Regions from separate parts of the Homo sapiens genome. Here regions 1 and 2 are each linked to region 3. A link is a loop called in an ENCODE intact Hi-C map of the cell type or tissue named here. Cell type or tissue: heart right ventricle. All regions are shown on one strand.

Region 1 (8,000 bases), 53 kb before region 3:
ACAGAGTATCGCCCAGGCTGGAGTGTGGTGGCACAATATCAGCTCACTGCATCCTCCACCTCCTGGGTTCCAGCAATTCTCCTGCCTCAGCATCCCAAATAGCTGAGATTACAGGCGCACGCCACCACGCCTGGCTAATTTTTTGTATTTTTAGTAGAGACAGGGTTTCACCATGTTGGCCAGGCTGGTCTCGAACCCCTGACCTCAAGTGATCTGCCTGCCTTGGCCTCCCAAACTGCTGGGATTACAGGCATGAGCCCCACACCCAGACCATAATGTATTTTAATATCTAGTAGAGCTTATAGAAAGTTCTTAATGTTGCTAATAATTAGTCAGTTGATCCTCTTGGACTTCCTATATATAACATCATGTCATATGCAAAAAAAAATAATAATCACTTTGTCTCTCTCCTTTTTAGTAATTATAAACCTCTTGTTTGTTTATTTACTTATTATTCACCTTTTCCAAAAATGTCTTGAGTGTTTCTGCCTGTATTTTTCTGAATGTTCTAAATATTACTATCAAATTTCACATACATAAAATATGTGGGGGTTTTTGTAATTAATATATAATTATTTGACATGCTATGTATTTGCTACATTTATTTCTAAGTCTTTTCTCTTTTTAATGCAATGGTTAATGTCTTTTTTCTCATATGGTCTTTGTATTTAAGAAAACTCTTATTTTGTGTGTGTTTGTGTGTATATATATGTGTATTTTTTAAGACATCTTAAATTTCTTATTATTTCTAATAGTCTGTTAGTTGATTCATAGAAACTATGAATATAACCATATTGTCTACAAAGAATCATCATTTTACCTTTTCTTTTTAATTTATACCTAATTCTCTTACCAAATTGCACTGGCTGAGACTTCCGAACAGTGTTAAATCGTAGTGCTGAAAGCAGCGTACAGTCTTACTTCGCCCCTAACTTTAATGGTAACGCATCTAGAGTTTCACTCACAGGCACTCTTATTTGAGATATGTTTTTATGTTATCAAGTTAGTGTCCATTTATATTTATTTTTTCACTTAGAGTTTTAAAAATTAGGACTAGAGATTAGATTTTTGTTAAAGTACTTTTCAGAAACTCCTGATGATCATATGATTCTTCTGCTCTGATCCATTCATATTGAATTTATATTTTAATATTAACCCATCCTTAAATGTGGGGGATGAATTCCCATTCGGGCCTGGTTTATTATTCTTTTAATGTACTACTGAATTTTATTTGCTAATATTTTAAGATTTTTGTATCAGTAAATAAATTAGACTGGTCTAGACTTGGGTTTTATTGCACTATCTTTTTTTTGCAGAATACATACAGGATGATTGCACTATCTTTACTAGGTTTGAGTTTCAGTGTTACTTGAGGTCTGGAGAAGAACTTAGATGCTTCCTTCTTTATGTTCTGAGAAAATCTGAATCCATCTCCAATAATAAATCCTTTCTCCAGCCAGTGCCAAAGCCCGGGTCCCCGAGCACTCCCATGACTTCCCTGCCCCTGCCCAGTGCTTCCCACAGCAGCCCTTCCACGCCCCTTCTGGCTCTTCCTCCAAGGAGGTCCCACACCCCCAGGGACAGGTTGATTCTGGGAAACTGGAATCCTTCATCTGTGTCATCACTGGGCAGGCGAGTCAACCTGGGGAACAGTTATTCCCATTATCTTTTCTCTCTTAACTATCATCTGCGCTTTTCAGTCTTCCAGTGTTTTCTTTATAAACAGCTAAAGTTACTTATTTCAGTCCAAAGATGAAATTTTTCTTGGCCAGTTTGAATATGGTTTCATCAGCTGTGTTTTAACAATTTTGACTTTGGGTTTTTCATTTTGTTTAAAATAGTACAATGGAGGTGATTAGGGCAAGATATTCACTTTCTACTCTTAAAAAAATAAAGTATGCTCTTTATTGTGGTCCTATCTCTTAAAAACAAAAAGGACTGTACCACGAATTTGGCAGACGCACCACCCTCTTTGAGGGAGGAAAGCCAAACCAAGGTTGAAGAAAGAAATGATTAAGGATTTAGAGGTTATGAGGGTTTCAAATTTCATGGCCAGGCTGTGTGTGCCTTAGAGAATGTATTCAGCTTATTTTCATAGGCCAATTATTTCACCTCCTTAAGAGCAAAACCAGCGGATTCAGATCCTCGGTTTAAGAAAGCGTATTTTTCTTTTTCTCTTCCTGTTTCTCTCTCTTCTTTTTTCTTTTCTCCTCTTCTCTTTCCTTCCTTTTCCCTCCTTTTCTCTCTCCCTCTCTATTTGCTGTCTTCTCTTTTCTTTCTTCATTTCTTTAAAGCCCCAGGAAATTAAATGCAAGGACTTAGGCCTTCAATCCTAAAATGGAAAATGAGAAACCCTCAAATGTCAGGAAATTCCAAAGATAAGGTTCCTACAACAACATTAACTTGGTTATATGTGTTTTATGGCATACACTTAATAGCTCTGGCAAGAATGCCTTAAGGCCGACATTTAACAAGAAAAGTTACTACTCTTTAAGTGTGAGCACCATCCTGAATTCACATGTATCTACATACTCAAAATGTCTTAACTGGAATTCAGATTTTTAAATTTTAGTTTAACCTGGTCATGTGACAGCTTGTAGATCTTTATGAAACCAAATAACTGCAATGACCAAAATTTCAACTTTTCAGCTGATTATTTTGGCATCATATAGATTTGGCCTTTCCTTGGAGCTTTAGTGTAAGACTTTCAGAACTTCTTGAGGACGTGAAACCTCAGTCATTATATGGCTGCCAGATCACACTGTGCTGTTATTGATTCCATAATTTCCATCTTCTATGGGACTGATACGGATCCCCACAGCTCTCTGGCTGGGCAGCAACCCTCGGCTCTCACAGGTTTAACAGTTAAAATTAACTTACCAGCCAAGCTGTGGTCCATCTCAGTCAGCAAGGCATCCCTGAGACAACTCGGAATTACCACGTCTAAAAACTGAATGTTTCAAGTCTTCAAAGGAGCGCATTGTTTGATTAAGTTGATGTTTAGAGCAAAAGCTACTCTGGAAGCTTCTGAGAAACTTGATTTAGTAAAGCCATTTATTTCAATAGAAGCTGCATTGGAAAACAGAGAGACGGTGCTTGCTCTTCCAAGGTTGCTGTTGTCCATTACAAGAGTGATTTTCATGTCATTTCTCATTGAAAGGTGGAAATCGTTGGATATTAGCCACAATGAGGGACAGAAATAGTTTTTCCTTCTGACATTTAGGGTTTAGATCCAGGATAGAGAAAAGCAGAAACCCTGTGAGTGATCCTAGTACACGGTGGAGGAGTTACCCGATAACAGAATGCAAGCTGAGAGCTAACGGAAGTCTCCTCCTGCCTAGCCGCCTGCCCTGAGCACCTGGTGGTAGGAAAGCCCTTCCTGAGTATGGCGAGCCATGGGGAAGAGCTGCCGTGGCCACTCAGGAGAGACAGGCAGAAAGACTCTGGCAGCTGGAGGAGGAGGATGGAAGTCAGCGCGTGGCATCCTTGATTTCTAACCCAGCTGGATGATGTTTTAAATGGTCGCTAGGTGCCAGGCTAGCCAAGCTTTTTTTTTTTTTAAACAGGGTCTTGCTCTGTCTCCCAGGCCGGAGTGCAGTGGTGCAATCTCAACTCACTGCAACCTCCGCCTCCTGGGCCAAGTGATTCTCCTGCCTCCGCCTCCGGAGTAGTTGCGACCACAGGCACATGCCACCACACCCAGCTAATTTTTGTATTTTTTGTAGAGGCAGGGTTTTGCTATGTTGCCCAGGCTGGTCTTGAACTCCTGGACTCAAGCCATCTGCCTGCCTCAGCCTACCAAAGTGCTAGGATTATAGGCGTGAGCCACCACACCTGGCCTGTAGCCAAGCTTTTTTAATCCATAGAGGAAAATAATCCTGGGGGAAATGGATTCAAAACAATTTACTAAAAATTAACTCAATAATACAGCTGCTTTTTTTTTTTAAATCTTGAAGTAGGGATAAATTATAAACAGTAAATGTAGCACTTAAAACCAGCTTTTAAAATATTCATTCACGGGGCCAGGCATGGTGGCTCATGCCTGTAATCCCAGGACTTTGGGAGGCCGAGGTGGGCAGATCACTTGAGGTCAGGAGTTTGAGACCAGCCTGGCTAACATGGGGAAACTCTGTCTCTACTAAAAACACAAAAATTAGCCAGGCATGGTGGCACACACCTGCAATTCCAGCTCCTCGGGAGGCTGAGGCAGGAGAATCACATGAATCCAGGAAGTGGAGGTTGCAATGAGCCGAAATCCTGCCACTGCATTCTAGCCTGGGCACAGAGCAAGACTCCATCTCAAAAAACAAAATGGTCCAGCAAGGTGGCTCACGCCTGTAATCCCAGCACTTTGGGAGGCTGAGGCAGGCGGATGACAAGGTCAAGAGATCGAGACCTTCCTGGCCAACATGGTGCAACCCCATCTCTACTAAAAATACAAAATTTAGCTGGGCATGGTGGCACGCACTTGTAGTCCCAGCTACTTGAGAGGCTGAGGCAGGAGAATCGCTTGAACCGGAAGGCAGAGGTTGCAGTGAGCTGAGATGCGCCATTGCACTCCAGCCTGGCGACAGAGCGAAAATAAATAAATAATAAAATAAAATACTCATTCACTTATTCAACCAACAAATATTTACCACGCACCTATCGAGTGTTAGACATAGGAATGTAATAATGAGCGAGATAGACGGAGACTCTGTCCTCACGGGATTTGCAGACCAGTAATAGTTGGAAGGACACAGCTGGTGTCGTGATCATAACTCCTGTCAGTGCTGTGAGGAATCCTGGTGCCATGGGAACATTCAGCAGGGATGTGTAGCCTATCAGGGAAACAGATGGGATCAAGAGGAAGTGACGCTCGGGCCAGCGGGAGGGTGGGGAGTGGACGTTCAGTTTGAGTGAACTAATAGGTGAAAGCCCTGAGACAGGAAAGACTGCATCATGTCAGAGGAACTGCAAGGCAGGAGTGTGGCCTGAGGGCCAGGAAGGGTCTGGGGTGAGGCCTGAAGGTCTTCTGGACCTATACACAAGGTGTGGATTTGGGCCTATTACCTAAGGGCAATGGAAAAAAGGAACATTTTTAAGAAGGGGAGAGAGATAATCAGATTTGCATGTTTAAGGCCGGGCACGGTGGCTCACGCTTGTAATCCCAACATTTTGGGAGTCTGAAGGGGGTGGATCACCTGTGGCCAGGAGTTCGAGACCAGCCTGGCCTACATGGTGAAACCTCGTTTCGGGTAAATATACAAAAAATTAGTCAGGCATGGATGGTGGGTGCCTGTAATCCCAGCTACTTGGGAGGCTGAGGCAGGAGAATCGCCTGAATCCAGGAGGCAGAGGTTGCAGTAAGCCTAGATCACAGCATTTAACCCCAGCCTGGGCAACAAGAGTGAAACTCCATCTCAGAAAAAAGAAAAAAAAAAAAAAGATTTGCTTGTTTAAGAGACCATCCTGTCAGCAGCCTGGAGACTGGGTGGGCACCAATGGGCAGGTGCGGTGAGGCGATGGGGAGAAACAGTGAGGTCTTGTGGTTACCCTGTGGTGTAGCTGCCTCGGGGACTGAGAGAAGTGGGTGGGTTCAAGAGATGCTTTGGAGGTAAAACTTGGGTTAACTAGTTAGACGTAGGCAGTAAGTGGGAGGGAGGCTAGGAGTCTGATTTCCAGGTTTCAGACCTAAACCTTTGGATGGCAACACTGGGCAAGGAGTTGGTTCTCATCAGAGAGGCAATAGGATTACGAGTTCAGCTTTGAGATTCTTCCGCATTGTCCAAATGGGAGGAGCTCTAAGTTAGCATTTCATTTACAAAAATATGGAGAAGTCATGAAGAACATTCAAAATACGACTCAGAATCACAGTGTTTGGCATTGGTTGTTGAAATTTGGCTATTACATAGGTTATAACGCCCTTCAGCAAAGTTCTTTGGAACAACCAGCTCATTCTAGCATCTCTGAAACTCAGAAGCACCAAATATCAAACGATCATTTGAGGACCTGGGAAGTAAAGTGAGGCTGAGTGGAGGTTACACCTCTTCCCCAGGCTGTGGGCTCCCCAAAGGCAGGGACCTCTCGCCTTTGTATCACCCACTTTGAGCACAATGTGACTCGCATGTTTACTTATTAAACTTGCAGGCGGGATGTGGAATGAATGTTGAAAATGTTTAAATTAGAGAGAAGCCTGTTTGGATGTGGTTATCGTTCATTAACCTTTCACAGTTTCCTTTCTCTCAAAGTTAATGTGTAAATGAAGGTACTAAAACTTTCAAGTTAAAAAAAATATTTGTAGAGAACAGAATTAGGTTAGCAGTTGAAGGATTGGTGTGATCACATTTCTCCTCTTCAGGGAGCCTAATCACCTACCTAAACCTCAGAAGGGGAGGACTGATGTCCCTGACATTTATGTAGGCTGTAGAAATAATGCTAGGTGGTCCGGGCATGGTGGCTCACACCTGTAATCCCAGCACTTTGGGGGGCTGAGGTGGGTGGGTCGCTTGAGCCCAGGAGTTCAAGACCAGCCTGGCCAACATGGTGAAACCCCCCTATCTCTACAAAAAATACAAAAATTAGCCAGGCATGGTGGCAGGTGCCTGTAATCCCAGCTACACAGGAGGCTGAGGCAGGAGAATTGCTTGAACCCTGGAGGCGGAGGTTGCAGTGAGCTGAGATCGCCCCACTGCCTTCCGGCCTGGGCGACAGAGCCAGACTCTGTCTCAAAAAAAGAAAAAAAAAAAGGGCAGGGCACGGATCACCTGAGGTCAGGAGTTCAAGACCAGCTTGCCCAACATGGCAAAACCCTGTCTCTACTAAAAACGAAAAATTAGCTGGGCGTGGTGGCTCTCACCTGTAATCCCAGCACTTTGGGAGGCTGAGGTGGGCAGATCACAACGTCAGGAGATCAAAACCATCCTGGCTAACACGGTGAAACCCAGTCTCTACTAAAAATAAAATTTTAAAAAATAGCTGGGCATGGTGGCAGGCGCCTGTAGTCCCAGCTACTCGAGAGCCTGAGGCAGGAGAATGGTGTGAACCGAGGAGGTGGAGCTTTCAGTGAGCCAAGATCGCACCACTGCACTCCAGTCTGGGCGACAGAGCGAGACTCCGTCTCAAAAAAAAAAAATAAAAATTAGCCAGATGTGGTGGCAGGCGCCTGTAATCTCAGCTACTCGGGAGGCTGAGGCAGGAGAATTGCTTGAACCCAGAGGGCAGAGGCTGCAGCGAGCCGAGATTGCACCTGGGTGACAAGAGCCTGGGCGTCAAGAGCGAAACTCCATCAAAAAAAAAAAAAAGAAGAAGAAAAGAAGGGGAGGGGAGGGGAGAGGAGGGAGAGGGGAAGGGGAGGGGAGAGGAGGGAGAGGGGAGGGGGAGGGGAGGGGAGTAGGGAGGGGGGAGGGGAGGGGAGGGAAGGGAAGGGAGGAGAAAGAGAGAGGAAGAAAAAGAAAGAAAGAAAGAAGGAAGGAAGGAAAGGGAAGGGAAGGAAGGAAAGAAGGAAGGGGAGGGAGGGAGGGAAAGAAAGAGAAGGAAAAAGAAAGAAAGAAAAGAAAAGAAAGAAAGGAAGGAAAGAAAAGGAGGGAGGGAAAGAGAAAGAAAAGAGAGAGAGAAAGGAAAGGAAAGAGAGAGAAAGAAGGAAGGAAGGAAGGAAAGAAAGAAAGAAAGAAAGAGAAAGAAAGAAAGAAAGGAAGGAAGGGAGGGAAAATAAAGAACTGCTAGGAAGAGCTAACTTTCTAAATGCTTTGGCATGTGTTACCAACACATGACAATGATAGATCAAATGTTATAATTGGAATCCTACTTTCCTACTAGTTCTAGAAACTGGGCATGTAAAGATTTCTGGCTTCTCCTTGATCTTGTATGGACTGTACCTCATGTTAATTTGTTTGCCTTTCAGACTTCCTGCATAGGAATTAGTCACCTGAAAACTAACCCTTTAATACAGGAAATAGAGCTGCTATTTGAGAAACCTTTTGATGAATCGTTTTGCAAATTAGTTTTGCAACGTGAATAAC
Region 2 (8,000 bases), 100 kb before region 3:
TTATCTCTAGAAGAGGCTAATATTAGAACCTACCTACTAGGTAATCTCTGTAATGCATTAACACTGCCCAGCACATATTCAGGAAAACGTAGAGTGAGAATGAGAAGAGTACTGCTCTTGCGCTTTTTTGCCTACATGAGAAGGCTGGGGCTGGGAGGGACCAGACAGCCCCTGTGATCTCCCCAGGAATCTGACACCCAAAGAGGGAAGTTGACTCACCCAAAGTCACACTCCCAGCGAGAGCAATAGTATATCAGCTGGCTTGCCTTTAGCCAATCTTTTTTATTTTGATTTGAGTTAATCTGAGAGACGTAGGAAGGGGACAGATATTAGAGCTTTCAGAAATATGTTCTCTCAAGCAAGGTGTGGCCTCTGAGAGTCAGTGCAGTGCTGTACAGTCATTTGGAGATCTGAAGGCTGACCTTGGGCCTGGGGTGGATTTTAGTACAAAGAGGGTGATCTGGCAATGAGGACACGGATGTAATGCCTAGCTCATAACCTGGTGTGATTAAAATATTTTCTTCTCAGCCGGGCGCAGTGGTTCACACCTGTAATCCCAACACTTTGGGAGCCCGAGGCGGGTGGATCACGAGGTCAGGAAATCGAGACCATCCTGGCTAACATGGCGAAACCCCGTCTCTACTAAAAATACAAAAATTAGTTGGGCATGGTGGCGCATGCTTGTAGTCCCAGCTACTCGGGAGGCTGAGGCAGGAGAATCGCTTGAACCTGGGAGGCGGAGGTTGCAGTGAGCCAAGATCACACCACTGCACTCCAGCGTGGGCAACAGAGACTACATCTCAGGATGTAGTGGCTCATGCCTGTAATCCCGGCACTTTGGGAGGCTGAGGCAGGCAGATCACCTGAGGTCGGGAGTTCCAGATGAGCCTGACCACATGGAGAAACCTCGTCTCTACTAAAAATACAAAATTAGCCAGATGTGGTGGCGCATGCCTGTAATCCCAGCTACTCGGAAGGGTGAAGCAGGATACGCTCTTGAACCCAGGAGGCGGAGGTTGCAGTGAGCTGAGATCACGCCATTGCACTCCAGCCTGGGCATGCCAAGAGTGAAACTCCGTCTCAAAAAAAAAAAAAAAAAAAAAAAAATATATATATATATATATATATATATATACATACACATATTCTTCTTTTGGCTGGGCGCGGTGGCTGACACCTGTAATCCCAGCACTTTGGTAGGCCAAGGCAGGCAGATCACCTGAGGTCAGGAGATCAAGACCAGCCTGGCCAACATGGTGAAACCTCGTCTCTACTAAAAATACAAAAATTAGCTGGGCGCAGTGGTAGGCACCTGTAATCCCAGCTACTAGGGAGGCTGAGGCAGGAGAATTGCTTGAACCTGGAAGGCAGAGGTTGCAGTGAGCCGAGATCACGCCATTGCACTCCAGCCTGGGTGACAGAGTGAGACTTTGTCTCAAAAAAATAATAATAAAATAAAATATATTTTTTCTTCTTCTTGTTTTTGTTTGTTTTTTGAGACAGGTAAGACAGGGTCCTGTTCTGTTGCCCCGGCTAGAGTGCAGTGGTGAGATCACGGCTCACTGTAGCCTCAACCTCCCTGGTGTGTGCCACCACACCCAGCTAATTTTTTATTTTTTGTAGAAATGGGGGTCTCACTATGTTACCCATGCTGGTCTTGAACCCCCAGCCTCAAGTGATCATGCTGCCTTGGCCTCCTAAAGTGCTGGGATTACAGGCATGAGCCACTGTGTCCAGCATGATTAAAATCTTTAATGAGGGCTGGGCGCAGTGGCTCATACCTGTAATCCCAGCACTTTGGGAGGCTGAGGCAGGCAGATCATGAGGTCAGATCAAGACCATCCTGGCCAACATGGTGAAACCCTGTCTCTACTAAAAATACAAAAATTAGCCAGGCATGGTGGTGCGTGCCTGTAATCCCAGCTACTCAGGAGGCTGAGGCAGGAGAATCCCTTGAACCAGGGAGTCGGAGGTTGTAGTGAGCCGAGATCACGCCACTGCACTCCAGCCCGGTGAGAGAGTGAGACTCTGTTTCAGAAAAAAAAAAAAAAAAAAAAAAAAAATCTTTAATGAAGCGTATTACCTCACTCCTTCTCCTGACTCTGAAGAGATTGCCTCGTTGGGCCAGAAAGTAGGCAGGGAAGTCTCTCAGAAGCAAGAGGTAGGTGCCTTTCATCCTGTGCACAGAAGTCCACACAGAAGAGTTGGATTCACTGGCCTGACTGTCCTGTATTCTGAAATCACAGTGACCACAAAGAGCTACAACAGCTTAAACACAGAAAGCCATGCCTCTAAAAAGTATCCAAATCACCACATTCTTGTTCCTTTTTTTTACTGTTCAAATACATCGTCCAAAAGGAACAGAAAGAATGTAAGTGTAGAGGGTACTTGGTGTGGCAGGCTTCATATTTGAGACTTTGCCTAGTGATGAATGACCTGGAAAGTTCACACCTTTATTCTTTGCTTTTTGTCATAAACACGCCAGTCTTTATGAAGTTACAGACACTTTAATTCTTTGTGTGAAAAAAAGACAGTCCAAAATAAATTAGGGTCATGAAATCAAACAGAAATGATTCTTATCTCAAAATGATATGTTGAGATGCTGTCTGCCAATGCAGAGATTCTCCCGGATTCCCCGTGGTAAGCCAGCAAAGGTCAGCCATCCATGGTAATAAACAAAGACCATCTGCCCCACAGCACCCCTAGTGGGCCTCAACAGCTGCCCATCTTATAGTCCCAGCCAAAGCGGTAGGTGTGAGAGCGTCCCCGGAAGACAGAGGGCACAGAGGCATCTCTGCCAAAGACCAGCCCTTCGCAGCCAGGGAGGATGAAAGAGCCTTAGGGCTTCAGTCTGGGCTCTGCACACTCCTGGGTGGCCTCTGCTCCCCCTCTACCCCTCCCACTCCTATCCCACACCTCCTGGATTGCATCTGATTGGGACCAATAACAAACCAAGCCTGGTTTTGAGGTTTGGGTGGGATGCTTGGCTTGGTTTTGTTTCCTCAGAGAGAGGCAGCCAGGAGGGCCTGCAAGGAACTGGCACCCAGCTGTGTCTAGGTGGGAGAATGGGCTGAGGATGGAGTTAGAGATGGAATGAGAGAGGCAGGGGGGAGGTGGCCTTCTGTGGAGGAAAGGCATCAGGTGCCAGCAAGAGACTAGAAGGGGAGCCCTGACATCTGTAAGCCCTGACTTAGAGCCTCTCTAAGATGGCTCGGTGGGCTCTGAGCCTGCAGGGCTTTGGTCTATGGATGGGAGGGATGTAGGGGAGGCTTGGCCAAGGCTGTGTCAGGGTGAGGCTGTAGACTTTTCCCTGCCCTTAAGAGAAGTTCCTTCCTTGCTCTACCTCATCCAAACTTGTCTAAGCACAGACATGTGATTCTTCTCCCCACACCAGCTCTCCAGATGATCAATCAATCAATAAACCTCTTGTCCATCAATCATCTACTGTGTGTATAGCTTTTTTCTTTTCTTTTTAAATATAATTTAATGATTATGGTTTTTATTTTTTTTTTTTTTGAGACAAGGTCTTGCTCTGTCACACAGGCCAGAGTGCAGTGGCACAATCTCTGCTCACTGCAACCTCTGCCTCCCATGTTCAAGTGATTCGCGTGCCTCAGCCTCCTGAGTAGCTGAGATTATAGGCGTGCGCCACCACGCCTGGCTAATTTTTTGGTATTTTCAGTAGAGACAGGGTTTCACCATGTTGCCAGGCTGGTCTCGAACTTCTGGGCTCAAGTGATTCACCTGCCTCAGTCTCCCAAAGTGCTGAGATTGAGATTACAAGCATGAACCACTGAACCCAGGCTAATTATTTCCAGTTTTTTTCCTACAGATGGATTCTGACTATGTTGCCCAGGCTAGAGTGCAGTGGCTATTCACAGGTACGATCCCACTACAGATTAGCACAGGAGTTTTGACCTGTTCCATTTCTGACCTGGGCTGATTAACCCCTCTTTAGGCAACCTGGTGGTCCCTTGCTCCCAGGAGGTCACCATATTGATGCTGAACTTAGTGCAGACACTGGATTGGCAAAGTGCACCACAACCCAGGACTCCCAAGCTCAAGTGATCCTCCTGCCCCAGCCTCCCATGTGTATACCTTTCACCTATGCACCTATGCAGTGAGCCAAGATCACATCATTGCACTCCAGCCTGGGCAACAAGAGCAAGGCTCCGTCTCAAAAGAAAAAAAGAAGAAACCACGGGAAATGGGAAGTACCGAGGGATATGACAAGGCTAGCCCCACCCATCAAGGCAGGGGACAGAGCCTGAGAAAGAGCCTTCGGACACTCTCTCAAATGTTTTCATTTCCACTGAGATTCCTTTTGGATGTAAATGTTGACAGAGCATCATTTTTGTCCCAGGCACTTTGACCAGTCATGGCATTAGGTCCGCCCTGCAACTCTGAACAACGAAGCATCATTCCTGCCATTTCATGGATGGGAAAACCAAGCCCCAACGGGTTATGTGCTTTATCTGAGGTCCCACAGACCCAGACCTGTCTGGCTCAACCCATGTTCTTTTTGTTACCCCATGAAGCCTGTGAGCATCGGCTCTGCCCAGGGCCAGCTCCTCTGGAGGGAGAGTTCTGGATCAAGAACCAATCCATGTCCTCACTGTGGCTCCCCCCTCTGGAAGGAACAGGCAGTGCAGTTCCTTGGGGCATCCCTGACTCAAACCATCCCCTTGAGATCTGGCTCCCCTGCTTGGGTCACTGGGATCCATTCCTTCTTGGCCTCTTGGCTGGCAGGATCTTTCTTCTGTCTCATCACCACCTGCCTGCCCTCCCAGGTTCAAGTGATTCTCCTGCCTCAGCCTCCCGACTAGCTGGGATTACAGGCACCTGCCACCATGCCTGGCTAATTTTTGTATTGTTAGTAGAGACAGGGTTTCACCACGTTGGCCAGGCTGGTCTCGAACTCATGACCTCAGGTGATCCGCCCGCCTCGGCCTTCCAGTGTGCTGGGATCACAGCCATAAGCCACCGCGTCCGGCCTGGTTTCTTTATTTTAATTTTTATTGGAAGGCAGTCAGAGCCTGGAAGAGAGAGTCTGTTCCATCCAGTGTCGGAGCAAGAGACAGAGCCGCAGGCCCATTGAATGCATTACTCCCTTGGCTTATGGCTGAGATAAAGCCAGCTCTGTTGCCTGTGCGTGCTGGTAGACGATCCTGGACCTAAAAGGGGTGGGGAGGAAGGGGGAGTTGAGCGCTGATGTAGGAGAAGAAAAACTGCCTGCCTCCCATTCTTCAACCTTGACACTCTGTGTTCATGGGGAAAAAAAAAAAGGAGATTAGGAAAATAATAACCAACAGGAGAGTACCCGTGAGTCCTCCCATGGGCCAGGCACCATACCAAACCCTCAAAACAGCGCTCTTAGGAGGCCGCAGCCATTGCCATTTCCACCCTACAGATGAAGGGTTTAAAAAGCTGGGATTTCAAGGCTGAGCAACCTGCTGCAGAGCTGAATGTGCCCCTCCAATCAAGGCCTGCGCTCCTCAGCAGGACGCTGGAGGAAAAGGAGGGAGAGGAAGGAAGAAATGTACTGCAGTGTTCCAGGGCTGCTCTGTGTGGAAGAAACAGGGTTACTATTCAGGAGGCTGAGGTGGGGAGTTCAAGGCCAGCCTAGGCAACATAGCAAGACCTTGTCTCAATATAAATTAATTGAAATAAATGTTAAAATAAAATAAAAAAGACTGGGCACGGTGGCTCATGCTTGTAATCCCAGCACTTTGGGAGGCCAAGGTGAGGGGATCACCTGAGGTCGGGAGTTTGAGACCAGCCTGGTCAACATGGCGAAACCCCATCTCTACTAAAAATACAAAAATTAGCCGGGTGTGGTGGCGCATGCCTGTAATACCAGCTACTTGGGAGGCTGAGGCAGGAGAATCACTTGAACCCAGGAGGCGGAGGTTGTGGTGAGCCGAGATTGCACCACTGCACTCCAGCCTGGGCGACAGAGCAAGACTCTGTCTCAAAAAATAAAAATTAATTAAAATAAAATAAAATGAAATAAAATAAAATATAAAGAAGCAAGATTAAAGACTCAAAAGAGAAATCAACTTTGTCCCTTTCCTCTCACTTTCACTTTTCCCAGCTTGAGGCCAGGCATGACCTCCTACCCGAAGCATTTTCCAACATGAAGAGAAGCTATGGACAGAGAAGGAGGACAGGGGACGAATATACTGTTGGAGTTGTCAGCGCCAGGAACAGGAGAAGAGGGGATGACGGAGAGGCCCTTCCAGGCTCCAACGTGTAGCACCAGCCTTGGAGGGCTATCGTGGGCTACCCTGTCTCCCTCCTCCAGGGAGCCAGCATGGGGGGGCCACAAGGTGAAGGAGGGAGGGGTCCCTATGTGGGACCCCTGTCATGGGCAGAGCCACAGGATGACCCAGCAATGGGAGCAGCCAGCTCTGAGAAGTTGGAGGGCTGGGGGCTGTGAGAGGCAGGCAAGGTTAGAAATCCACAAAGCACAGGCTGTACACAGTTCATCAGACTCAGACCCAAGGAACTAAGGCAGGAGTTATTTTCCTAAAACAGATTAGTGTCCAGAAGTCAAAGATGAGGGAGTGGAAGGCCAGGCATAGTGGCTCACACCTATACAATATAATCTCAGCACTTTGGGAGGCTGAGGTGGGAGGATCACTGGAGGTCAAGAGTTTGAGATCAGCCTGGCCAACATGGTGAAACCCTGTCTCTACTAAAAATACAAAAATTAGCTGGGCATGGTGGCAGATGCCTGTAATCCCAGCTACATGGGAGGCTGAGGCAGGAGAATCACTCAAACTCAGGAGGCTGAGGCTTCAGTGACCCAAGACCATGCCACTGTACTCCAGCCTAGGTGACAGAGTGAGAATCTGTCTCAAAAAAAAAAAAAAAAAAAAATTAGGCCAGGTGCGGTGGCTCACACCTGTAATCCGAGCACTTTGGGAGGCCAAGGCGGGTGGATCATGAGGTCAGGAGTTTTTAAGACTAGCCTGGCCAAGATGGTGAAACCCTGTCACTACTAAAAATACAAAAAAATTAGCCGAGCGTGGCGCGGTGGCAGGCGCCTGTAATCCCAGCTACTCAGGAGGCTTAGGCAAAAGAATCGCTTGAACCCAGGAGGCAAAGGTTGCAAGCCAAGATTGCACCAGTTTGCTTTCTTATATGTTGTAGCAGCCCTGGGAATAATTAACCCTCAAGAAGCCAAGTCTTGGCCAGGCGTGGTGGCTCACATCTATAATCCCAACACTTTGGGAGGCCAAGTCAGGAGGATCACTTGAGGCCAGGAGTTCAAGATTAGCCTGGGCAACATAGCAAGACCTACAAAAAATAAAAAAGCCGACCATGATAGCATACATCTGTAGTCCTAGCTAATTGGGAGGCTGAGGTGGGGAAATTGCTTGAGCCCAGGAGTTCGAGGCTGAAGTGAGCTATGATAGCAACACTGCACTCCACCGCGGGTGAGAGACTGAGACTGCCTCAATCAATCAATCAATAAAAAAGAAGCCAAGCCTGGGAGGCTGAGGCAGGTGAATGGCGTGAACCCAGGAGGCGGAGCTTGCAGTGAGCCGAAATCGCTCCACTGCACTCCAGCCTGGGCGACAGAGCGAGACTCCGTCTCAAAAAAAAAAAAAAAAAAAAGCCAAGCCTCTGATCTTTATTTAGAAAGTGAAAAACTTACTGAATAATGCTTCAACAAACAAAACAATAATTTAAATGCTTACACTTTAAAAAAAAAGCTTGCACTTTGCAAATGTGGGCTCTAAAAGTTGACTATGCTTAGTTAAAATGGGTATGTCATGAGGAGTTTAAGGAACTTAAGCCCTAGAAAAGCTTCAAAGAGTTCCCAGAAAGCATAAAACCCTCAGCTGAGAAGAAAACAGAGATTTTTTTCCTGTGACTTTGAACAAGTCCCTCAAATCTCAAGCTCCCAGTCTATAGGCACTGCCTGGGCAGTATTACGTCATTACACCCATCTTTTATTTTTCACTGTCTCCCTCCTGCCTTTCTCTCGCGCG
Region 3 (8,000 bases):
TTTCAGTGAGCAGTCCAATTCCTTGGTGTCTTCTCCCCACCCCTAGAGCTGGCCCAGATCACTCATCATGAGTTCCACCCTCAATCCATCCAGCCTAGGACTCTGCCCAATGCGGCAAGCCCAAGAACTATGCTATGGCAGCTGGGGTGTTCCTTTGCATGATGTTGGCCTCAGGTTAGGGATCTGCACTGAACATCCTTAATTTCTTTTAATAGCCCGTTTTCTTTCATACATTTTATTGAAACCTATTTACATTTCAAGTCTGTATCACCTCTATAACTTTATTTTTTGTTTTTGTTTTTGAGACAAAGTCTTGCACTGTCGCCCAGGCTGGAGTGCAGTGGTGTGATCTCGGCTCACTGCAACCTCTGCCTCCCAGGTTCAAGCTATTCTGTTGCCTCAGCCTCCCAAGTAGCTGAGACTACAGGTGCCTGCTGCCACACCCGGCTAATTTTTGTATTTTTAGTACAGACGGAGTTTCACCATGTTGGCCAGGATGGTCTCAAACTCCTGACCTCATTATCCACCCGCCTCAGCCTCCCAAAGTGCTAGGATTACAGGCGTGAGCCACCGCGCCCAGCCTGGGCTGGGATTTTATGAAGGAGTTTGTTTTCATCCCTCCCACCCCCTTTGCATGGCTTGGTGGACATCAGAAGAAGGACCCCATTTAGCCTTGAGTCTTCAGTTTCAGAGACCCTCAGCAAACCAGATCACCTCTGGAAACAAAGGAGGGAGGAGAATAGGCCTGGAACACTCTGGAACAACCTAGTTTCCCAGCAGAGAGAACAGCAATCTCTGTGTTGCTAGAGAACCTGAAACCATCCCATACCAGATGCAGTGGCTTGGCCATGGGGATGTAGCAGGGAGGTTACTGGAGAGGAAGCCTCACCGTTGGGGCAGCACCAGGCGGTGCAACACTAAGAGTGAAATCCACTCTCTGCTCACCGGGAGGGAGGCAGCTATTTAAAGAGAAAAAAACATGCACATGGGTACCAACTTGAGGGAATTCAGGAACATTTCAACAAGTGCAGAATAAGAAGATATACACACAGGCTGGGTACACGGTGGCTCACACCTGTAATCCCAGCATGCCTGTAATCCCTCCCTTTGGGAGGCCGAGGCAGGTGGATCACTTGGAGTCAGGAGTTCGAGACCAGCCTGGCCAACATGGTGGAACCCTGTCTCTACTAAAAATACAAAAATTAGCCAGGCATGGTGGCGGGCACCTGTAATCTCAGCTACTTGGGAAGCTGAGGCAGGAGAATCGCTCAAACCTGGGAGGCGGAGGCTGCAATAAGCCAAGACTGCACCACTGCACTCCAGCCTGGGCAACAGAGTAAGACTCCATCTCAAAAAAAGAAGATATAGACACAAAGCACAAAAGCTGAAAGCACATATCATCAGAAATGGAGTGGGATGGTGTCAGGGTTACCTAAAAAACACCTTCTTGAGGTGGCAGCGAGTCTCCGAAGTGCTGCTCAGGCCTGCTGGGCGTTCCATGCTAGTCTGGGATTTCCACCTAGCAGGTAACAGTTCCTCAAGAGACAGAGATGCTCTCCACTGGGACTCTCAGGGACAGAACCGTTTTCAAAAGTCCTATAAACTCTCCATGGGGAGTACAGATATGCTGTTGCCAGAGAGAGCCCCGCAACCATGTGGGGCCGGAAACCATTGATTTTGCCATCCTCTGTCATCCCGTTCGTCCACACTGTCCTCAGTCTCATAGCTGAGTGTGAGACGCTTGCTTCCCTACCAAAGCTACCTCCTCCGCCCCCCGTCTTCTGGCATCTTTCTTTTCCCCCAATCCTTTTGTTTTGCTTTTTTTCTTTCCCTTTTCCCCCACCAGTGGGTCACCCCTGATGAGGACCTCAGAGCCCTGGGACTGCGACACCCGTGAGAGGCCTGGCTGCGTAGCTGGGCCCCTCCTTCATGGCTGCTCCTGTTCCCTGGCAGGTGATCGAACTGTGCCGCCCGCTGGACTCCCGGCTCGAGCACGTGGACTTTGAGTCTCTCTTCTCCTCCCTCAGCGTCCGCCACCTGGTCTGTGTGTTTGCCTCCCTGCTTCTGGAGAGGAGGGTCATCTTCATTGCAGACAAGCTCAGGTACCCGCCTTGGCTACTTCTGCTAAAGCGTTTGAATGACAGTCGCTCTTGGACCCTCTAGTCTGTAGAGCAGGTGACCGCCTAGCATTGAAGAGTAAGCCCTTCTGAGATAAGGATGGAATAGGCTGGGCGCGGTGACTCACACCTGTAATCTCAGCACTTTGAGAGGCTGAGGTGGGTGGATCACTTGAGACCAGGAGTTCGAGGCCAGCCTGTGCAACATGGTGAAACTCCGTCTCTACTAAAAATAGAAAAATTAGCCAGCCATGGTGGCCCACGCTTGTTATCCCAGCTACTTGGGAGGCTGAGGCACGGGAATCGATTGAACCTGGGAGGTGGACATTGCAGTGAGCTGAGATCTCACCACTGCACTCCAGCTTGGGCAACAGAGGGAGACCTTCCCTCCTGCCCCCACAAATAAAGGATGGCCAGGCACGGTGGCTCATGCCTGTAATCCTAGCACTTCGGGAGGCCGAGGCAGGCGGATCACCTGAGGTCAGGAGTTCAAGACCAGCCTGGCCAACATGATGAAACTCAGTCTCTACTAAAGATACAAAAATCAGCCAGTCATGGTGGCTCGTGCTTGTAACACCAGCTACTTGAGAGGCTGAGGTACAAGAATCGCTTGAACCCAGGAGGCAGAGGCTGCAGTGAGCTGAGATCGCACCATTGCACTCCAGCCTGAGCAACAGAATGACATTCCATCTCAAAAATAAAAATAAAATAGGCCAGGCGCAGTGGCTCACACTTGTAATCCCAGCACTTTGGGAGGCCGAGGCGGGTGGATCACAAGGTCAAGAGATTGAGACCATCCTGGCCAACATGGTGAAACTCCGTCTCTGCTAAAAATACAAAAATTAGCTGGGCATGGTGGCGTGTGCCTGTAGTCCCAGCTACTCAAGAGGCTGAGGCAGGAGAATTGCTTGAACCCAGGAGGCAGAGGTTGCAGTGAGCCGAGATCATGCCACTGCACTCCAGCCTGGTGACAGAGCGAGACTCCATCTCAAAAAATAAAAAATAAAATAAAATAAAGGATGGAATCAGTCGGCAGCTCAGACTGGAGATCTGGGGGGCACACTGTTTTGCACTGCTGTGTGCGACTTCCCTGGCATTGGTGGGCTTTCCACTCATTCTGCCATGTGTCATACACTCTGCTATGTGGTAGGAAAACAGAGAAAAGACACAGCTGGCATGGTGGCTCACGCCTGTAATCACCGCACTTTAGGAGGCTGACGTGGAAGGACTGCTTGAGGGAAGTAGTTTGAGACCAGCCTGGGCAACACAGTAAGACCCCCATCTCTACAAAAAACGTAAAAAAAAAAAAAAAAAAAATTAGCCAGGTATGGTGGCTCGAGCCTACAGTCCCTGCTACTAGGGAAGCTGAGGTAGGAAGATCACTTGAGCCCAGAAGTTCAAGGTTGCAGTGAGCTATGATCATGCCACTGCACTCCACCTGGGCAACAGAACAAGACCTTGTCTCAAAAAAAAAAAAAAAAGAAAAGAAAAGAAAAACACAGACTTGTCTCAGTGCAGTGGGGTAACAGAGACATAAGCCGACTCTCCAGGACCACATTAGAGGCAGGTAGAGGCAGTGAGTTCTGGAGACCGAGGGAGGGCACTCACTCCCAGGGAGGCGAGTTCTGAGGGCCAACACTCAGAACAAGTAGTCAGCACATTGCAGGCAAAAGGAGCCATCCTACATAGATATGGGGACAGGTGAGGCCTAGCTGTCACCTTCAGGACTGTAAAGTAGGCCAGGCGCGGTGGCTCATGACTGTAATCCCAGCACTTTGGGAGGCCGAGGCAGGTGGATCACTTGAGGTCAGAAGGTCAAGACCAGCCTGAACAACATGGTGAAACCCCGTCTCTACTAAAAATACAAAAGAATTTAGTTGGGCGTGGTGGTCCACGCCTGTAATCCCAGCTACCTGGGAGGCTTGAAGAAGAATCGTTTGAACCCGGGAGGCGGAGGTTACAGTGAGCTGAGATTGCGCCATTGCACTCCAGCCTGGGCAACAAGAGTGAAACTCAAAAAAAAAAAAAAAAAAAAAAGAGAGAGAAAAAGAACTGCAAAGTAGTTCACTAGGGCTGGCCCAGAGAGAGGAAGATGGGGGAGGGAGAGATGAGCCGGCAGTGGTGGACAGAGGCCAGCTCACAGAAGGCTGCAGGGCCATGCTCAAGAGGACAGACCATCGTGAGGGCATCCCTCCTCACCGTTAAAGCAAATCCCCTCCCATCACACACACAAACTCAGTGCCCCATAGGAGGCCACCCCCGTCCCAGTGGGCACATTCAATAATTTGCTAAGGCCACGTCACAAAACAAAGAAGATCCGGAAGGAAATGCAGACAAGGACTTGGGTTCGTTCTGAGCTTCTAAAAAGAAGCTCATTTTTGAAATACTGAATCAGAGCCTTCTTTGCTTTGGAACTGGGGGCACAGAAGCGTGAGGGGTGTGGCTGCAGCCCCAGGAAGGGCTGAGATGCGGGGCCAGCCAACCGGGTGGTGCAGATGAGGCCACCTGAGAAGTCCATCTGGAAAGAAGCAGTGCCAAAAACAAAAAAAAACCTGAAGCACTGTGGTTTGGAGAGGAAATCTGACTCTGAACTATGGAAAACAAAAGGGAAGGAAAAAAAAAGGCATAGAAGAATGGAAGGGACAAACTCCGTAGATGTGGAATTCCTCAGGAGGCGGGGCGGGAAGCGGCCCCACCCTCTCCCCTCATGCGCCGCATCTGGTCACCTTTCTGATGCACCTCTTTGGACAGCAGCCATCTGGCTGTTCCCAGCCTGCTCCCACCCTGTGTTTTAGTTCGCTATGCACTTTTAAATGTCAGCGTGATCGTACTCCCGGTGCACTTTTGTCAGCTCAGGAAGCAGGCCCTCTCTGTAAGCCTTGCAGCTGGTGCTGGGCGCTGAGGAGCTCTCCAAGCTCCCGGGCACTGGGGAATTCAGCCCAGGGAGTTCTCAAGGTTGGAGCCCTGGAAGCCAGGATGAGTAATAACCCTTCAGTGGCCAGGATCGGATTTCATCAGCACCATAGTAACTGTCTTTATCTTCTCCATCCCCCACTCCCTCCATCCGCTAGAGGTGGAATTCTCAGGCTTGGATGTGGGGGAGGGGAAAATGATGGATTTCAGAAAGGCCTGGGCTAGAAGTGGAAAGCCAGCCAAGGAAACCCAGCACCCCCCAGGAGTGGTGGTGGGGACAGAGTCCCCCGGGAACGTGCCTGCGGGGTGAAGATGCTAGACTTGGGGAGGACCCACCCTGAGAAGATGTCTGGGAAGGGCACAGCTGGAGAGGAGCCGTGGGCCCCCTCACACACCCCAGCCTCCCCCAGACTCCCTCCAGGGGGAAGAAAACAAAGTATCATCCATTTTTCTGGTAAAAGTACAGTGAGACACCAGTCTCACTGGTGACAGAGAGAGACTCTGTCTCTAAAAATTAAGGAGAAGAAAAAAAACTTAAAAACATTAAGTGCAGGGAGAGAAAAGGTGGGAACAGAAAAGGGAAGGGGCCTTGTCAGAGACAAACACATCTCCAAAGGGCAATGCAGGAGGACATGTCAGAAGGCTCAGGGCACAAAGAAACCTGGAAATGCCAGCCAGGCTCAGTGGCTCACGCCTGTAATCCCAGCACTTTGGGAGGCCGAGGCGAGTGGATCACCTGAGATCAGGAGTTCAAGACTAGCCTGGCCAACATGGTGAAATCCCGTCTCTACTAAAAATACAAAAATTAGCTGGTCGTGGTGGCGTGCACCTGTAATCCCAGCTACTCGGGAGGCTGAGGCAGAAGAATCATTTGAACCTGGGAGGCAGAGGTTGTGGAGAGCCGAGATCATGCCATCGCACTCCTGCCTGGGCGACAGAGCGAGACCCTGTCTAAAAAAAAAAAAGAAAGAAAGAAACCTGGAAATGCCTGCCCCAGTGACGTCTGAGAGAGGACTTGACGCCTCCGCCTTTTTGCTGGACAGATTTCCGGGTGGACAGGTTGGACGCTGGGCCAGCCCCTCCCACAGAGCTGCTGTCACCAGAGACAGACAAAAATGAGCAAAGTCCAGTGGCCGAGAGTGGACCCTGCCTGGATTCCTGGGCCTTGGCTGTTCCCCAGCCACCCTCCCTGCCCTGCTCTGGGACCCCTCAACAGAGGAGACAGTCACCAGTGCAGTCCATAGGAAAGGCACTGGTGTTTCTCTCCAACCTTCCATAGTGCCTGGCATTCTGCCCTTGGAGGTTTCGTCTTTTCAAACGGCTCATGCCGTGAGTGGGTCAGATGCCAGCTGTGGCTGCCACAAGCAGGTCTCCCCACGGGCACGTTGTGCCCATCAGGGGTTTTCTTCTGCAGCAGCTGCCAAATGTCAGGCGCTGTGAGGATGGGATTTCTGTGGGAGAAGAGAAGGCAGCAGGAACGTGGATAATTGTGGTGCCCTCCTTGGAGCGAGAGCCAGGCCATGGTACAGTAATGGTGTGCGAGTGTGAGAAAGACCGTCATTGGGTTTTTAGACCCTTTACAGCTTTCAGAGGTACACATCCCTCCGCCATCACTCAGGGAGGTTTCCCAGAGTAGGGGGGACCCCTGAGCATCCTTAGCCGTTGGCCCTGGGTCTCCTCGTTCATAAGACGCGGCCCCGCATGGCTCTGACTTTCCGGGACTCCGCTGTCTTGTTTTCTCTGAAAGCAGCCCTCGCTTTTCCTGTTACAAATGGCTCCACATGCTCTCCCCGCTGCCCAATAAATCGTCCTTCCATCCTACACGGGTTCCATGCAGACCTGAAGAGATGGAAATCTGCGTAAAGAAAGGCCCGAAGAGCTCTGAGACAGGAAGAGGGTAAACAACGCGTGAGCAAAGCTGATGAGGATGACGGCAGCGACGGGGCGTGGAGTGGCCTCTGAGCGGCCTCTGTGCCGGGCGCCTTCTGAGGGTCTGACCTGCGTCATTTCATGCCCCCTACGGCCCTGTCACATGGGTAACTAACAGGCGTGCAGAGGATCCGTCATTCTGCTCAAAGAAGCAGGGAGTGGGAGAGCTGCCGGGCTTTGGAGAGGACGGAGGGAAAGCAGCTGGGCTGCAGACTCCAGGGTTGGGTGAAGGGCAGGGTCTGGGGCCCTGTCCGTTTACAGAAATGTATAAGGAAAGTCTCCCTAGCACAGGCCCTCAGGACCCGCTTTGTGCTCAGCAGTCAGGCTAACAGGTCATGGGGAAGTCTGTGCTTTTCTCCTCAGGGCCCTCCCCGCCTCCCTTACAGCCTTTGGCCTTCCAGCAGGGTCCCAGTGAGACAGGTATGATCAGGTCACCCCCAAGGCCTCCCCCAGCTTTGAAACTCTCTGACTCCATGGGCCAGGTGGAAGAATCCGTATCCACCTCGATCTGTCTGATTTATGGGAAAGTAGCCATAGGGAATTGAAGTGTTCTTTGGCCAGGCCATGACAAACAAGGGTTTGGGGACCAATGGTTGGCTGCAAGTTGCCTGACCTGGAAAATTCTGGAAAGTCTTTAGGCCAAGCGCAGTTGCTCACGCCTGTCATCCCAGTATTTTGGGAGGCTGAGGCCGGTGGATTGCTTGAGGCCAGGAGTTCGAGACCAGCCTGGCCAACATGGTGAAACCCTGTCTCTACCAAAAAGACAAAAATTAGCTGGGCGTGGTGGCACACGCCTATAATCCCAGCTACTCAGGAGGCTGAGGCAGGAGAATCACTTGAACCTAGGAGGCAGAGGTTACAGTAAGCTGAGATTGAGCCACTGCACTCCAACCTGGGCAACAGAGCGAGACTCTGTCTCAAAAAAAATAAAGAAAGAAAAAATTTTTTAAAAAAGGGCCAGGTGCAATTGCTCATCCCTGTAATCCCAGCACTTTGGGAGGCCAAGGCAGGTGGATCGCCTGAGGTTGGGAGTTCAAGACC

The links. Hi-C counts contacts between places; a loop is a spot of excess contacts. Peaks named below come from ENCODE experiments on the same cell type or tissue, not always from the same donor. Only the 100,000 strongest peaks of a DNase experiment are listed, where the experiment ranks them.
Region 1: it touches region 3 in a loop (2.0-fold over the local background); 5 of 110 quality-filtered maps call a loop at or near these places.
Region 2: it touches region 3 in a loop (3-fold over the local background); 6 of 110 quality-filtered maps call a loop at or near these places.

The regions. Positions count from the first base shown.
Region 1 is chr7:140,591,327-140,599,326 of GRCh38, reverse strand. All of the region lies in intron 3 of DENND2A (DENN domain containing 2A), which reads left to right. Among named protein-coding and RNA genes, the nearest start is that of DENND2A, 45 kb to the left of the region's middle. RefSeq lists enhancers at 4,704-4,998, 4,936-5,436. In heart right ventricle, no CTCF peak of the experiment used is centred here; a DNase peak (open chromatin) is centred at 4,843; H3K27ac peaks cover 4,260 bases.
Region 2 is chr7:140,641,955-140,649,954 of GRCh38, reverse strand. LOC105375535 (a long non-coding RNA gene) reads right to left here. Exons shown (of 6, transcript XR_928047.3): 2 at 2,084-2,234. It also overlaps the pseudogene RN7SL771P. Among named protein-coding and RNA genes, the nearest start is that of DENND2A, 5.1 kb to the right of the region's middle. RefSeq lists a silencer at 2,647-2,822. In heart right ventricle, CTCF peaks have their summits at 2,709 and 4,624 (motif pointing left); no DNase peak of the experiment used is centred here; H3K4me3 peaks cover 270 bases; H3K27ac peaks cover 1,741 bases.
Region 3 is chr7:140,538,720-140,546,719 of GRCh38, reverse strand. DENND2A (DENN domain containing 2A) reads left to right here. Exons shown (of 20, transcript NM_015689.5): 14 at 1,954-2,102. Among named protein-coding and RNA genes, the nearest start is that of MKRN1, 63 kb to the right of the region's middle. RefSeq lists an enhancer at 1,515-2,015. In heart right ventricle, no CTCF peak of the experiment used is centred here; DNase peaks (open chromatin) are centred at 3,813, 4,249, 4,929 and 5,232; H3K4me3 peaks cover 278 bases; H3K27ac peaks cover 2,274 bases.